2 separate regions of the Homo sapiens genome follow, and region 2 is linked to region 1. Evidence: chromatin loops called from intact Hi-C (ENCODE). Cell type or tissue: heart left ventricle. All regions are shown on one strand. Each heading gives the region's core, and the rest is flanking DNA. Links, peaks and the distances in the headings are about the cores only.

What was found. Hi-C counts contacts between places; a loop is a spot of excess contacts. Peaks named below come from ENCODE experiments on the same cell type or tissue, not always from the same donor. Only the 100,000 strongest peaks of a DNase experiment are listed, where the experiment ranks them.
Region 2: a loop joins it to region 1, with 8 times the contacts of the local background. A loop is called at or near these places in 3 of 110 quality-filtered maps.

The regions. Positions count from the first base shown.
Region 1 is chr5:68,134,233-68,142,574 of GRCh38, forward strand. No RefSeq gene overlaps it. Among named protein-coding and RNA genes, the nearest start is that of LINC02219, 51 kb to the right of the region's middle. In heart left ventricle, for the core only: no CTCF peak of the experiment used is centred there; no DNase peak of the experiment used is centred there; H3K27ac peaks cover 1,368 bases.
Region 2 is chr5:68,201,397-68,209,738 of GRCh38, forward strand. No RefSeq gene overlaps it. Among named protein-coding and RNA genes, the nearest start is that of PIK3R1, 10 kb to the right of the region's middle. In heart left ventricle, for the core only: no CTCF peak of the experiment used is centred there; no DNase peak of the experiment used is centred there.

The DNA.
Region 1 (8,342 bases), core at 173-8,172:
GATTTCGCAAATGCCCACGACATGGATTCTGTGTTAAACTCCTCTTTCCCAAGGCTTCAGTTCTTTCTGGCTGAGCACGAGCAAGGTCTGCAGCTATGCAGAAGCATCTTGGTGAAGGGAGGCAGGACCCCTGCTGAGCAATCGTGTATCCACCACAAAAGTGCTGGTGGCGCCAGCTTAGTAAACTTAGAGTTACATCTTTCTCCCTGAGATGGTTCAGAAGTTTGGCTTAGTGATCATCATTTGAATGACAGAAATTCTGTGTACCTGATGGCTTGGGTAATCATCTTCAGAGTGCTGAATGCCAGGCTTGGCACTGAGCCGGGTGGGGCTTTACCTAGGCTAGCTTGACTCAGGGTGCTTTTTCCCCAAAGGCCATTCCTCTACGGAAGACTTAGCAAGTATATGAAAAAACCCTGAGTCAGGCCAGTTTGTATATATAATCTAATATTGTCAAAATAAATTGATTTGGAATGAAGAGCTTCCTGTTTCTGCAGATCATTTTCCTTTGTTGAGGATCATCTGAAGCTCCGTTTTTATTAACTTTTATGAGCACCTTCTCTCCTGTTCTCCTGTCAACAGATTGTTGATATTGGCCCTGATTGTTCCATGTATGGGTAAATGTGAACCTTGTTCTCTTAAATCCTAGTTTGATAAGAACTAACAGGAAACCGAAAAAAGAAATTAAATAAAAAGTGTAAGTCCTGGGTACGTTAGCAATGCAGAATCCAAAATAGAATATGGAATAAGGTAGTCAAGAAATTAGCACATTTGTATCTCATCATACAAATCTTACCACTTGCCCCCAGATTTTTAAATAATGAGCCCATGAAGGAGCGCCTAGATTTAACAGTGAGATCCAATTATAAGGGTAGATATTAGGAAATAGTTACCCAAGCAATGACCTTAAAGGGAGAGGATGCAGAAGCATGGATTCCAGCTGACACGTGGAAACCTCCCTTTTCCTCATGAAAACTGCTTCAGCAACCCAGAAGAATAAACTTTATTCAGGGAAGGAACACCTTTTCTACTGCAGCTGAAGGTGTGGAGGTAGGGATAGTGAGAAGGCAGATATTTCATAAGAAGGAATCCTTGGGTTTCGGGGATATCATACATGACGGCTTTAATTTTTTCTATGAAATAAGGTGCAGAGGAGATGGGGAGGGTAGCTTGAAGAGAGTAGTGAAAGTCTGGCCCCGGTAGAGAAGGAGAGGGGATCTGAAAAAGGCAATTTTTTAAAGGACACAGAGCACTCTGAGGACCAGTCTGGGTTTGGAGACCCTGAATGTACAGGGGCAGCAATAAGTAGTGGAGTGACATACCAAAGTAAGAGACAGCAGAGAATCAGGATGATCCACTTGTGGAAATTGGAGAGACAGGTGCAGCAGAAAGACAGTGGTTCAAGAGACACAGCCCATATTTAGTTTGGATAAGGAAGGAAACAAGCCACAGGTGAGGATATTCAATGGGAAGGGAAAGGAGCATTTAAAGGGCTGGTGTATTGAAATAGAATGAGGTTGAATAACAAACACTGGGGTCATGAGAGGCAGAGAACAGAAAGGATAGAAAGTTGGTTAACAATTGATAAAGGAGAGCTTAAGATATTAGAGGAGGTGGAGCTCCTCTTGGTAAGACCAAGGTTGGATCTATCAAGGAGAATGGGTAACTGAGGCAGAGAGAACATAAACTGTTGAAGATGCCAGAATCTTGAGGCTAGTTTGTTGAAAAAGTGGACCAGCAGGATTTGAAGACACCTATAATGATGACAATGCTTTCTTTTTTCTTGTAATATTGTATCATTATTTTATGGCATGCCTTCTTGTTATAAGCCATTTCCAAAACTTGTGGAGCAAGGAAGAAAACAAATAAAATAGGAAGAGAGCCAGCGAGATCAACAAAATATGAAAGTCATCACTGGATATAGGAAGTGCCCAAAACTATGTGAATTAGGTAGTTGAGGGATCTTAATTTCTTAATATTTTGGGGATTTAAAAATCTGCTCTTCCGGGCTATGGATTCATTGAAGGGAGATCTATGACTTATCATCTGTGCATCCTATTATGGTTCTGAGCACAGCTGCCTACACAAAGCTATTGTTCAGTAAAACTTCGTTCATGGAATTAAGTTTGCAAATGGTTCTAATGCATCCTTAGATGTTCATATACTTTATTTATTTATTTATTTTTTTGAGACAGAGTCCTGCTCTATCATCCAGGCTGGAGTGCAATGGCACGATCTCAGTTCACTGCAACATCTGCCTCTCAAGCTCAAGTGATTCTCCCACCTCAACCTCCTGAGTAGCTGGGACAAAAAGCATGAGCCACCACACCTAGCTCATTTTTGTATTGTTGTAGAGACATGATCTCCCTATGTTGCCCAGGCTGGTCTTGAACTCCTGGGTTCAAGCAATCCACCAGCCTCAGCCTCCCAAAGTGCTGGGATTACAAGCATGAGCCACCAGGCCCAGCCGTGCTGTTTTGATAAGTACTTATATTAATGCTCAAGCGTTCACATAATGATTTCTACATGTGCAGCTTTAGCCCACTTGCATATTTGGAGGGTTCCGGATGGTAAAGAGAGCAGGTGTGGATGCTGCTGAAGACAGATAAGATCTCCTATAGCTTCTAGACTCCCCCCACCCCTCCAGTACAGGGCTCAGAACTTAATAAATGCCAATGAGTCCAAGATTAGAAAGATGACTCCCCACCTTGCACAGATTCTGCTTCTAACTAACTAGACATTGGGAAGCAATGACGATCAGTATTAACAGGAGCACAGACTCTTCTAAGCATCTTCAGTACTGCTCACAGAGTCAAGCTCAGACAATGCTTTTTTTGTTTGTTTTAAGATTAACCTACCATGGTCCTGGCGTAGTGGCTCAAGCCTGTAATCCCAACACTTTGGGAGGCCAAGGCAGGTGGATCACTTGAGCTCAGGAGCTCGAGACCAGCCTGGACAACATGGTGAAACCCTGTCTCTACAAAAAAATATAAAAATTAGCCGGGTATTGTGGCACATGCCTGTGGTCCTAGCTGCTCAGGAGGCTGAGGTGGAAGGATCCCTTGAACCCGGGAAGTGAAGACAGTGCAGTGAACTGTGATCATGCCACTGCACTCCAGCCTGGGCAACACTGAGATCTTGTCTCAAAAAAAAAAATAAAAAGATTGATTAATCTACTGTGTATCTTTTTCTTATGAGAGGAGATACTTGAATTATTTTATAAGTAAATAAATAAATTCACAGTTGGGAGGTATTTACCATATTGTAGGATAATGTGTTCCAAATGTTGGTGATTTCAAGCCCAGTAATGTGGTTTTGATACCATTCCACTGACTTTCTGTTCCTAACCAATCTGTGAAATTGTTGGTGTGTCAGGAATGCTTCAAGTCAGTGAAGGGACATTATGACAAAAAGGCAAAATTCTTATAAACACTGGAGGGACAGTCTTGAACTGGGCTGGGCCTGGCCAGGCAACCTTCCTCTTCATGAGCACTATGTTTAGAAGCAGGAGAATTGGAGTAGCAGGGTAGAAGCAAGGCCTCAAGCTGTACATCAGGATCTATAGTATGTCAATACATATTTTTTGGTGACCATCTGGGGATTAAATTAACATATTTAAAGTTCAAAAGGGAAGAGAAATTCATTACCAGAAAGGGAGAGGTCATTTTTTTCCTGGATCACTCCCAAACATAAAATTGTGAACAGGATTTGTTGCAGTAAAAACCCAAAGGGATTGGTATTTTCCTTCAACAAAGCCAGCAGATGTTTTCATTCTTTTTAGAGCCAGCTCTCGGTTAATCAGCACTTGGTTGTTTGGTTTTCAGTTATTTAGTTTTGCTTCTCTTTTTCACGCCCTCAAGCCTGAAAATAACCTCTCTCTAGTCAGTATTTGAAAGATTCTACTGTTTGTTAGAATATCTACTACCAATTGGACAGAGCAAAATGACAAATGAAAAGCAAATAAGGTTTACTTTCCTATTTAACAGCATTTTGGCCTCCTTCATTCACACCTTCTCATTTTTCCTCTTTACCATCATATTCTCCCACCATCTCCTTCATGCCAGCATGTGGACAGGTCCTCGGAGTCTTACTGCCCTCCTGTCCTCTCCCCAACACACATAGCCTTCCCAGGAGAGCTCACAAGCACTTCCTCCTCAGGTAGCATGACATGGGATAATTAGAAATTCAGGGCAGGTCAAAGAATTTCAAAATGCTGAATAACACTGCAGTGAATAACCACTGGAGACCTAATTTACGGAAGTAACTTTCTGTTTTTCAATTTAAAGATTTTTTTTTTAATTTAGCAACAAACATAAGATTGCCATTTGGTTGTAGTATCAGATCAAAAACTCAGAGTGCCAAGGTCATTGGCCCCTGGATGCACACATCTTATAATCTATGGCTGCCATATAAGACAGAAGAAAGAAATGTGCGCTGTGCCTGCTGAACCCTTTTATATCACTATTTTATTTAATTTTCTCAACAATATGCTTGGATCATCTCATGAGCTCTATTATACAGATGAAAAACTAAAATTTGAAGAGATTAAGTAGTCCAAGTTCATGCAGCTGGTAAGTGTCATCAGCTACCATTTAAGCTCAGGTCTGTCTGGCATCAAAGTTTGTACCATACCTTTACCTCCTAATTCAAGAGAGGACATACAACAATTTTCATTATAGTCCACCCTGATTTATTTGCAAGTATATTATCCTTTTTTCAGTGACTATGGATCTTAGGGGCCATCCAGTTTATAAGCTCTTAAAGTGATGATATCAGTGGTATCAGTTTTAAAAGGAAACTTGGAAAAAATACAGAAAAGTGAAATGTGTATGGGTGTTATATTAGTCAGGGTTCTCTAGAGGGACAGAACTAATAGGATAGACATACATATAAAGGGGAGTTTATTAAGGAGTATTGACTCACACAATCACAAGTAAGGTGCCACAATAGGCCATCTGCAAGCTAAGGAGTAAGGAAGCCAGTCTGAGTCCCAAAACCTCAAAAGTAGGGAAGCCGACAGTGCAGCCTTCAGTCTGTGGTCGAAGTTTCGAGTCCCAAAGCTGAAGAACTTGGAGTCCAATGTTTGAGGGCAGGAGGGATCCAGCACAGGAGAAAGATGGAGGCCAGAAGACTCAGCCAGTGTAGTCTTTCCATGTTCTTCTGCCTGCTTTTATTCTGGCCTGGCTGGCAGCTGATTAGATTGTGCCCACCCAGAGTGAGGGTGAGTCTGCCTTTCCCAGTCCACTAACTCAAATGTTAATCTCCTTTGGCAACACCCTCACAGACACACCCAGGAACAATACTTCGCATCCTGCAATCCAATCAAGTTGACACTTAATATTAACCATCACAGGTGTGTTTATGTTTGACTATTTGAGCTAATGTGAATATTGCCTGACATCCAGAAGTGAAAAAGCACTGGGGTTTTGTGGGGGTTTTTTTGTATTTTTTTTGTTTGTTTAGTTTTTTGTTTGCTGGCCTGAAGCATGGATAATTAGGAGCAGAATTTATGACTGAGCCCAGGGTCACAGATGTTGAGGGTAATAACTATAATGATATCATGGAAAGTTAGAGATGAAAGGGATGTTAAAAACCAACTAGTTAACCCTATCATTTTGCAAATGGGAAACAGAGGACTAGACGTGTTGTGACTTGTGATGTCTGTCAGAACACCTTCTGAGTAATTAAGGGTTGAACTGAATCAGGAGGTTGAAGACAAGATCAATTCAATGAACTGCCCACGACTACAAGGCTAAGCCATGCTCACTCAGCCTGGACCAGGTCTCCTTGTATTCTTGGTCATTTATTCCTTCATTTAGCAGTTTGCTTGCTTAAGATACCAGTGGTTGGGAGCATATGCTGCTTATCAGGCACTCTGATAAACAAGTTTATTTGGATTATCTCACTTAATCATCACCACAACTCAGTGAAGCAAGCAACATTATTATTCTAATTTAACATGGGAGGACATTGATTCTTAGAAGGATTAGGTAACTTGACCAAGGTCAAAATTAAATAGCAGAGTCAGCAGTAAACCCAGGTGCATCGACCCTATCCAGAGCTCTGAATTCTTGCAGTATTTCATAAAGAGATGGAGGGTAAGCTATTATCACATAAATTTTTTTCCTGAAGAATTGAGATCTTCAACAATATTCAAACAATACTGTTAAAATATTGTTTTAACAATATTAAAACAATGTCAGCAGTCTCCCCCGTAGCCCACAGAAAGTGGGAAAACCGCAGCCAGATTCAGGTTCTCACAGCCCTCCACTCTGAGCTCTTCCCTCATGCCTTGGGCTACAGGTCCACATTTTTTATATCAAGATCTTAAATGCCTCACCCAGGCAAAGTAGCTTCCATGGACAGCCTCCGCTTTCACCCCTAAGACAATCTGAAATCATCCCCAGCTGATAATGATAAGTCCTTCCAAAAGGTCCAACCTCACCACACAACAATGAAAAAAAAATTGATCTTTTACTGAAGACTCTGAAGAAAACCAGAGAATCATCCTCCACAGAGTAGAACTCATCACAATATCATGAAACATTTTGATTCTTTCCTGACGGATTTCTCCTGCTTCTAGCTGATTCTTCTATTTTTTTCCCTTGCATATGTCTACCAACCTTTTCTAGTGGAGCAGTTCAACTCTGGCCTTGCCCAAAACCCCTTCAACTCCCCCACCAGCAACATGAAAGCCTAGTGGTTAGCTAAACAGTACTAAGCCTGTCTCCAGAGATTCAGTTCCTGTCACTACAAAAGCCTTACCTGGTCAACCCTTAAATCCACTGTTGTTGCACCAACAACCACTCTACATGTCTCACCCCTTTTCTAACCTCCTTTCTCTCTTCATGTTCTCCTCAAGGAAGAGGAAAAGGGGTCAAGGAAGTGATTCTGAACAAGAAATTCTTACAGCATCTCTTCCCCCACCATACTCTGCCCCTGCACACATGTACACACATACACACATGCAAACACACACACACACTTTCACTCCAGAGATATCTAGCCTTCAGAGAAATTTAAAGATGTTTCTCCTGCTAAGCACTTTTTTCAGTTGCCTGATCACAAATAAACTAGATTTTAATGTTAAAAACTAGAAAATGAAACAAAGCAAGAAAAATAATACCCTACATTCCAGAAACTGAAAAATTCTTGTAACAAAGAATAAGTCAAATCAGAAACTGAAAAATGCAGATAATAAAACACAACATAGCAGAATCTATGGAATATAATTAAAGCAATGCTGAGAGGAAATTTTATATTTATGTAGTTAAAAGGAAAAGTTTAGACAAAACAAATTTAACAGAGTTTATTTTAGCATTAAATGATTCATGAATCAGGAACACTCAAAACCGGAAGAGGTTGAGACAGCTCCACTGAACCTGCATGAGCTGCAGGCCTTTATAGGCTGAATTGAGAAGCAAAATAATCAAATTACTTGATTGGTTATAGCTCGGTATTTGTCTTATTTGGGTCTGATCCAGTGGAAAGTCCCTACTTAGAGGTCGGTTGGCAGTTTCTGACTGGTTAAGTGTAACTAGTGTAACTTTCATTTTACTATGTACATGGGATTGGGTTTTGGTTTGTCTACATAGGAACCCCAGGCGCTGGCACCATCTCAGCCTAATGGCCTCCCAATTAATTGTTTTAACAATATTAATAAATAAGAAAGAAGTAAGTACATAATTCAAAAATTTAGAAAATGAACTATCAAAGAAACCCAAGGAAAGACTAAGTGAAAATAAAAGCATGAGTCAATTAATTATAAAACCAAAAGTATTATAAAATCAATAAATAAAGCCAAGAACAAGAAAAACAATAAAAGAGAGCCCATTAGCTAGTCTTTTTTTTTTTTTTTTTTTTTTTTTTTTTTTTTTCTGAGACAGCCCCATTAGCTAATCTTATCAAAAGCAAAATAGGGGCTGGGTACCATGGCTTACACCTGTAATCCCAGCACTTTGGGAGGCCAAGGCAGGAGGATCACCTGAGGTCAGGTGTTTGAGACCAGCCTGGACAATATGGTGAAACTCTGTCTCTACTAAAAATACAAAAATTAACTGGGCATGTTGGTGGGTACCTATAATCTCAGCTACTTGGGAGGCTGAGGTGGGAGAATCGCTTGAACCTGGGAGGCAGATGTTGCAGTGAGCCAAGATTGTACCACTGCACTCCAGCCTGGGTGACAGTGAGATTCAGACTCAAAAAAAAAAAAAGTCCTAGCCAGAGCAATCAGACAAGAGAAAGAAAGGAAAAGAAGTCAAATTATCTCTCTTTGTGGAGGTTATGGTTCTATATCTAGAAAACTCTGAAAACTCTGTCAAAAGGCTTCTGGAACTGATAAA
Region 2 (8,342 bases), core at 152-8,151, 67 kb after region 1:
TTTTTTGAGATGGAGTTTCACTCTTTCACCCAGGCTGGAGTGAAGTGGCGCAATCTCGGCTCACTGCAACCTCCGCCCCTACTAGGTTCAAGCAATTCTCCTGCCTCAGCCTCCCGAGTAGCTGGGATTATAGGCACGCACCACCATGCCTGGCTAATTTTTTATTTTTAATGGAGACAGGGTTTCGCCATGTTGGCCAGGCTGGTCTCAAACTCCTGACCTCAGGTGATCCACCCACCTCGGCCTCCCAAAGTGCCAGGATTACAAGTGTGAGCCACTGTGTCTGGCTGGTTTTGGCTATTTTGTATGTAGTAATACCAGGTTTATAGTATTACATGGAAATTGGTATGGGAATTAGGGAAATATTAACATATCATTTTAATGGGACCCAATATGGATTGGCGAATGGAGGTGGTGATGGTGGTGGAAATGATGGTGTGTGCAAACACTCCCGGACAGGTAAAGGGCTTAGGAACAGATGTGTATTCTCTTTTCCCTCCAAATTCAGTGACTGAAAAAAGAGCAGTAATTGCCAACTCCTCTGCCACAGTCGTATGGTAAAATTATGTGATAGAGTATTTTATAGCATTTCAGGTTTAAGTGAGTTTTGCCTTGGATTGCAACATCAACCTGCCTGGTTCCTCCTGTTTTTCATGTGGCATGGTGCCCAAATTTTGTACAAGATTATTAATCTTTTACAAGGGTATTGTTGACAGTCCTGTAATCATGTATACAAGTCATAAATCTTTTCTTCAATAAGTCAATGGTGCCTGCCATATTTGGCAGGTATTTCCCAGGCATTAGCTAAACTGGAATGATAACAGTGAGGCCATGAGCTAGAACAATGAGGCCTGGATTGATTGATTGATTGATTTTTTCGAGATGGAGTCTCGCTCTGTCACCCAGGCTGGAGTGCAGTGACGCAATCTCGGCTCAGTGCAACCTCTGCCTCCCAGGTTCAAGCAGTTCTCCTGCCTTAGCCTCCTGAGTAGCTGGGATTACAGGCATGCATCACCACGCCTGGCTAATTTTTTTGTATTTTTAGTAGAGATGGGTTTTCACCATATTGGTCAGGCTGGTCTCGAACTCCTGACCTTGTGATTGCCCGCCTCGGCCTCCCAAAGTGTTGCGATTACAGGCATGAGCCACCATGCCAGGCCCTGGATTTATTTTTTATTTTACTATATATATTTTTTTCAGAGACAGGGTCTCACTCTGTCAGGCTAGAGTGCAGTGGTACAATCATAGCTCACTGCGGCCTTGAACTCCTAGCCTCAAGCCATCCTCCTGCTTCAGCCTCCCAAGTAGCTGGGACTACAGGTGTATACCATGGACCTGGATTTAGACTTAGGTTCTTCTCATGGTTCTGTCACTAACTAGCTGTGTGACTTGAAGCATTAACTAACTTTGTATTATAGAGATAAGGGTCTTGGTTTTCTTATCTGAAAAACAGTTAAATTAGATATATGTAGCACTTGCCAATTCTATAGTTCAATATTCCTGAAGTAGAGAGATTAGGTGATCCAAGAGGTCTGAAACTCTGTGTTAATTAGCCCAAAGCCTTTTTGGGCCCTTTCAAAATTTATCCTAGGTTTGTGGTAATGATAGGTCAGTTAATAATTACAGAAGTTAGACTGAAAGTTACCTGGAAGGAACACAACACGGATTTAGAATAAGGAGCACATTAACCCAGATGGAAGAATCATCAGACAGTGAGGCAGCACGTGCTGCTCGAAGAGTCAGAAGACCCAAGGGTAGATTTGGTTCTGTTGCTTCCCACCTATGCCAAACCATGGAGTTTTCCCAAGTCTTTTTCTTCATCTATAGAATGAAAATCATGATACATGCTCTGCTTACCACCCAGGGCTGGTGCGTCAAATAAAACCATTCATGTAAAAGCCCTCTTTCTTTCTTTCTTTTTTTTTTTTTATTTATTTTGAGATGGGGTTTCACTCTGTCATCCAGGCTGGAGTGAAGAGGTGCAATCTTGGCTCAATGCAACCTCTGCCTCCTATGCTCAAGCGATCCTCCCACCTCAGCCTCCCAAGTAGCTGGAACCACAGGCTCATGCCACCAAGCCCAGCTAATTTTTTGTAGTTTTGGTAGAGATGGGGTTTTACCATGTTCCCAGACTGGTCTCGAACTCCTGAGCTCAAGCAACATGCCCACCTCAGCCTCCCAAAGTGCTGGGATTGCAGGCATGAGCCACCGCCACCAACCCGTAAAAGCCCTCTTGAAACATTAAAATTGAATACCACAACCATCGTAAGCATGGTTCCCTTCTTCAAATAGAAAACATAAGCTACCTTTTTCAAACACATTAGTATTTAAAGAATCTAATAACTTCTAAAACATCCTAAACTATCCATAGTCACTCTTTCCGAAGTCATTCTTCCAAATAGAAAGTTGTTGCTTTCTATTTATAACAGAAAGGAAATCCTTGTTAACATTGTGATGCATGTACCAACAACGGGTTTAAGTGTTTAAATGAAAAATTCTAACCCTTTTGAAAAAATCAGTATTGTCAGAATACAGCTTTGCCTGATCTAAAGTGTTTTCTTTGCACATAGCTTAGCAGGATTCAGAGAAAAGTCTATACGATAGGAGCTAGACTGGGGAGGCTGATGGGAATGTGTCTCCTTTATTCTATGAGCTTGTTTGAATGCTAGGGGCCAGGTTCTGTCGGCAGCACTGACATCTCTGGGTCCCCTCCAGTGGAGGGAACAAAGGCTGGGGTTTCTTTTGAAAAATTCTTTCTGAGCAGTGAGATTGTCCAACACAGTTTCCTTGATAAAGGGCTCATTATCTATCAGTGTGACTTTGCCCTTAATTTTTACGCCAGCAGTGCCAACATGAACATACTCAAGCAAATCCTTTTACCCAGACAGTTGTAACAGCACCCTGATAATTTGTGCCAGTGCTCAAGGCTTGGGTGTGGAATATAACCAACCATGGGCTAAATTTCCTATTAGTTGAATCTCTAAGAAATATAATTTATTAGCTTGCTCTTCATCATGTTTACGCTCCTTGTCACTTTTCAAACACAAGCTCATTTTCAGATAAGCATAGTAGAATGTTTCAGAATTGCATCTTTAGTTCAACTAACACATTCCTTATGGATCTAAAAGAGTTGCTTTTGTTGGAGAAAGGTAGGTCCAAAACTTTGGGAAAAGTGACCTTCTGAGAAAGAAATCAATACAACAATGAACACGTGATGACTCAGTCTGACAGAGTCTTTAAATGGTGGAGAAAATCTGGTATCTCCCAAATCTGAACATAGGGATTAAGTTTTAGTCTCTAAGAGGTGGGACTAGAGTATTATGTTAACTGAAGAAGCTGAACGCTAAGTGTACTGTAAGTGTTGTAACACAGTTGTAATCTAATGGAGTGGCTGTGTAGAACCTACACAAAAGGAAGCCAGAGAATAAGAGTGAGTTCATGTTTATCAGGCAGTCCAGGGGAGAAGGTTCCTGGGATGGGGGATGAAACATTCTGCTCACTAGGAAGATGGACTCGCTTGGGTGACTGGGACACTTCAATAGGGTTTTCCAAAGCCAAGATGAAATATCCCTCAAGACTCTCCACCATCATTTACTCTGAATCTATGCTCTTTAAAAACAACTTATCAATGAATAATTCTGCTGCCAGGTTTTCCTAGTATTGGGAAGGGGGTTCTGTGAACACGATTTCAGGCTGCTATTCATGGAGGTACTGGCTGTGCACTGGACAAGAGCATCATATGAAAGGGAGCATCAGTCACAAGACAAACCTTGTAGATTTGAATATTTCTTATGACAACTTTCTGGCAGATATTAGAAAATTCTCATTGTACTTAACAAAATCAGTATTTCCTAATAATTTTCTGACTTGATGAAATTAGAACATCATGAGGAAGAAGAGCTTTATAGTTTTCTATTTTTCTTATGACTTCATTGAGATATAATTGATATATAATAAACTACACATATTTGAAGTGTACAATTTAATGAGTTTTGACATATGCAAATACTCAGGAAACTATAGCCTTCACCCCCAAAAGTCTCTGCGTGCCCTTTATAACTCAACCATCTTTTCACTCCTGCCTCATCCCAGTGAGGCATCAGAAACCCACTGGACTGCTTTCTGTTACAGATTAGTTTGGATTTTCTAGAATTTTATAAAAAATAAAACCAAGTTGTACATATACTGTTTTTCTTATCTTGTTTCTTTGTATTAACATCATAATTTTGATATTCATCCATGTTGTGTGTATCAATAGTTTGGGGTTTTCAGGGCTGTGGTTGTGAAGAAGATCAAGACCCATGATGGGAAGCTGGTATCCAAGTCCTCTGACGTCCTGCTCAAGTGAACAGCCACAGCAGCCCCTCCCAGCCTATCCTTCCTGCAGCTGCCCCAGAGCCCATGAGAAAAGCCACTGCGCAGGGGAGCACAGGGAACAGGAGACCCACCTGAGGCTCAGCCCTATCCCTAAGCCCACATAGGGGAGTTTACTCTCTGGGGCACCCCCCTTGCCCATGCCTCCAGCAACAAAACAATTCAATTGCTTTTTTTTTTTTTTTTTTTTGTCCAAAATAAAACCTCTGCTAGCTCTGGAAAAAAAAAAAACAAAAAGAAGTTTGGTGTTTTGTTTGTTTGTTTTTTTTTTTTGTTTGTTTTTTTTGTTTTTTTTTTTTGCCAAGTAGTATTCCACTGTATGGGAATACCATAATTTGTTTATTCTTTCACCTGTTAATGGACATTTCGGTTATTTACAGTTTGGGGCTACTAAAAATAAAACTCCCATGAATATATATCCACAAAATTTTGTATGGACACATGTTTTTATTTTTCTTGGGCAAATACACAGAAGTGGAATCACTGGATCTTACAGTGGATGTATGCTCAACTTTTAAATAAATGGCCAAACTGTTTTCTTCATTACATCATTTTACATTACCATCACCAGAGTTACAGAGTTGCACCTGTTCCATATCCTTGGCAACACTTGGTATTATCAACCTTTATAATTTTAGCCATTCTAATGGATATGTGGTCATATCTCACTGTGTTTTCTTTTTTAATTCAGAAAGTATTTATTGGGTACCTAGAGAATACAAAATAATGTCCCTAATATGGTTTGGCTCTGTATCCCCCACCCAAATCTCATCTCAAATTGTAATCCCCGAATGTTGAGAAAGGGACCTGATGGGAGGGGATGGGTTCATGGAGGCAGTTTTTCTCATGCTGTTCTCATGATAGTGAGAGAGTTCTCACTAGATCTGATGGTTTAAAAGTGTGGCACTTTCCCTTCATTTATGTTCTCTCTCTCTCTCTCTCGCTGCCTTTTGAAGTTGTGCCTTGCTTCTCCTTCACCTTCCACCATGATTGTAAGTTTCCTGAGGTGAGGCCTCCCTAGCCATGTAGAACTGTGAGTCAATTAAACCTCTTTCCTTTGTAAATTACCCAGTCTCTGGTATTATCTTTATAGCAGTGTGAAAACAGGATAATACATTCCCTTTATATATATTTGGCCCTTAATTATTTTTTAAATTTTTATTGAGTTAAAATATATAAGATAAAATTTGCCATTTTAACCATTTTAAGTGTACAATGTAGTGGTATTAATTACATTCACAATGCTGTTAAACATCACCACTATCTATTCCAAAATTGCTCATCTCAAACAGAAACTGTACCCATTAAGCAATAAATTCCCATTCCCACTCACCAAATCCCATAATCTCTATTTTCAGTCTCTATGAATTCATCTATTCTAGATATTTCACATAAGAAGACTCATACAATATCTGTCCTTTTATGACTGGTTTATTTCATTTAGCATAATATGTTCAAAGTGTATCCATGTTGTAGCATGTGTAACAACTTTCTTCCTTTTTATGGTTGGATAATATTCCTTTGTATAGATACACCACACTTTGTTTATCCATTCATGTTAATAAATACTTGGATTGTTTCCAACTTTTGTGTGTTGTTGAGTACTGCTGCTGTGAACATTGGCTTACAAGTATCTATTTGAGTCCCCTCTCATTATGATTTTAATTTGCATTTCCCTAATGACTAAAGATGTTGAGCTTCTATACATGAACTTGGTTGCCATCCATATATCTTTTTTCTTTTTTCAGAGACAGGGTCTCAGTCTATGGGCTACATTGGAGCGTAGTGGCTGAATCCTAGCTCACTGCAGTCTTGAACTCCTGGGCTGAAGCAATCCTCCTGCCTCAGCCTCCCAAGTAGCTAGGACTACAGGTGCATACCACCATACTCAGCTAATTCTTTCTTTCTTTTCTTTTTCTTTTTCTTTTTTTGAGTTGGAGTCTTGCCCTGTCGCCCAGGCTGAAGTGCAGTGGCATGATCTCGGCTCACTGCAAGCTCTGCCTCCCAGGTTCATGCCATTCTCCTGCCTCAGCCTCTGGAGTAGCTAGGACTACAGGTGCCCGTCACCACACCTGGCTAATTTTTTGTATTTTTACTAGAGATGGGGTTTCACCATGTTAGCCAGGATGGTCTCAATCTCCTGACCTCATGATCTGCCCTCCTCGGCCTCCCAAAGTGCTGGGATTACAGGCATGAGCCACCATGCCCGGCAGCTAATTCTTAAATTTATTTTATTTTTTGGAGATACAGGATCTTGCTATGTTGCCTAGGCTGGTGTTGAACTCCTGGCCTCAAGCAATCCTCCAGACTCTGCCTCCCAAAGCTCTAGGATTATAGGCTTGAGACACTGTTTTTGTTTGATTATTTGCTTTGTTTTGTTCCCCTGGCCCTGGAGTGCAGTGGCAAGATCTCAGCTCACTGTAGCCTCTGCCTCCCTCAAGCAATGCTCTCACCTCAGGCTCCTAAGTAGTGGGGACCACAGCCACATGCCACCACTCTCAGCTAATTATTGTATTTTGTGTAGAGACAGGGTTTTGCCGTGTTGGCCAGGTTGGTCCTAAACTCCCAGGCTCAAGCAGTCTGCCCACCTTGTGTTCCCAAAGTGCTGGGATTACAGGCATGAACCACCATACCCAGCCCTATATACCTTCTTTCATAAAGTGTTGTGCAAGTCTTTTGCCCATTTAAAAAAAACTGCAGTTTTTTTTTTTAAATTAAGTTGTAAGAGTTCCTAATGTATTTTAAATACAAGTTCTTTGTTGCATATGTATTTTGAAAATATTTTCTCCCACCGGGCGTGGTAGCTCATGCCTGTAATCCCAGCACTTTGGGAGGCTGAAGTAGACAGATCATGAAGTCAAGAGTTTGAGACCAGCCTGGCCAACATGGTGAAACCTTGTCTCTACTAAAAATAAAAAAATTAGCCAGGCATGGTAGCACGTGCCTGTAGTCCCAGTTACTTGGGAGGCTGAGGCAGGAAGACTGCTTGAACCTGGGAGGCAGAGGTTGCAGTGAGCCAAGATTGTGCCACTGCATTCCAGCCTGGGTGACAGAGTGAGACTCTGTTTCAAAAAAAGAAAACATTTTCTCCCAAGATAGGGCTTTTCATTGTCATGACAGTGTCTTTTGAAGATCAAAATTCTCAATTTTAATGAAAGGCCAATTCACTGATTTTGTTTTTTTCTTAAGCTCAAGCTTTTTTGGTCCTGATATTTAAGAAATCTTTTCCAAACCTTTTTTTTTTTTTAATTTTTTGAAGTATTGTGTTAGCTCTTAAATTTAGGTCTATGATCCATTTTAAGTTAATTTTTTATATGGTAGGCTATAAGGGTCAAGATTTATTTTGCCTCGCATATGGCTTTCCAGTTGTTTCATGCTCACAGATGTTTTGGCACCACTTGCAGATTGGCTTAATGGGTGGTCCTGTTGATCTGTTTCCAGATCTGGCTCTGACTTACCAGACCCTCAGAAGGATGATCTAGACAGCATTTGCATTCTATTGTTTCAACTGCCACAAATGTAAGAAACTGGTGTCAAGTTTCCTTTCACCCTTCAGACCTTTCTCCCTTACTGAGTGCCCATGATGTACCAGGAAGTCTGATAGCTGCTGTATTTTATACAAAAATAAAAATTCGCTCTTGCTTTCAAGCAAATAGCACAGAAATCTTCTACATTTCATATTTTATCAACTCAACTGGGATAATTGTATTTTAATTTTTTTCAGGTGAGTTTTTTTTTTGCAGGTGATTTTGGGATCAGATATTGAGTAAAATTGATCTGAAACTATAACTCATGAGGCTCATTTACTTCCATTCTATACTGGTTGACTTATTTTCAGAGTCTTATTCCTGAAGTATGAGGACTGAAGAGCTAAAAGAGAAAAAAATCCCTAGAGCATACATTATGATAAGAGACCTTTGAGTACAGGTGATTGTAATCTGACTTGCTCTCTGGGATACATTAAAGTT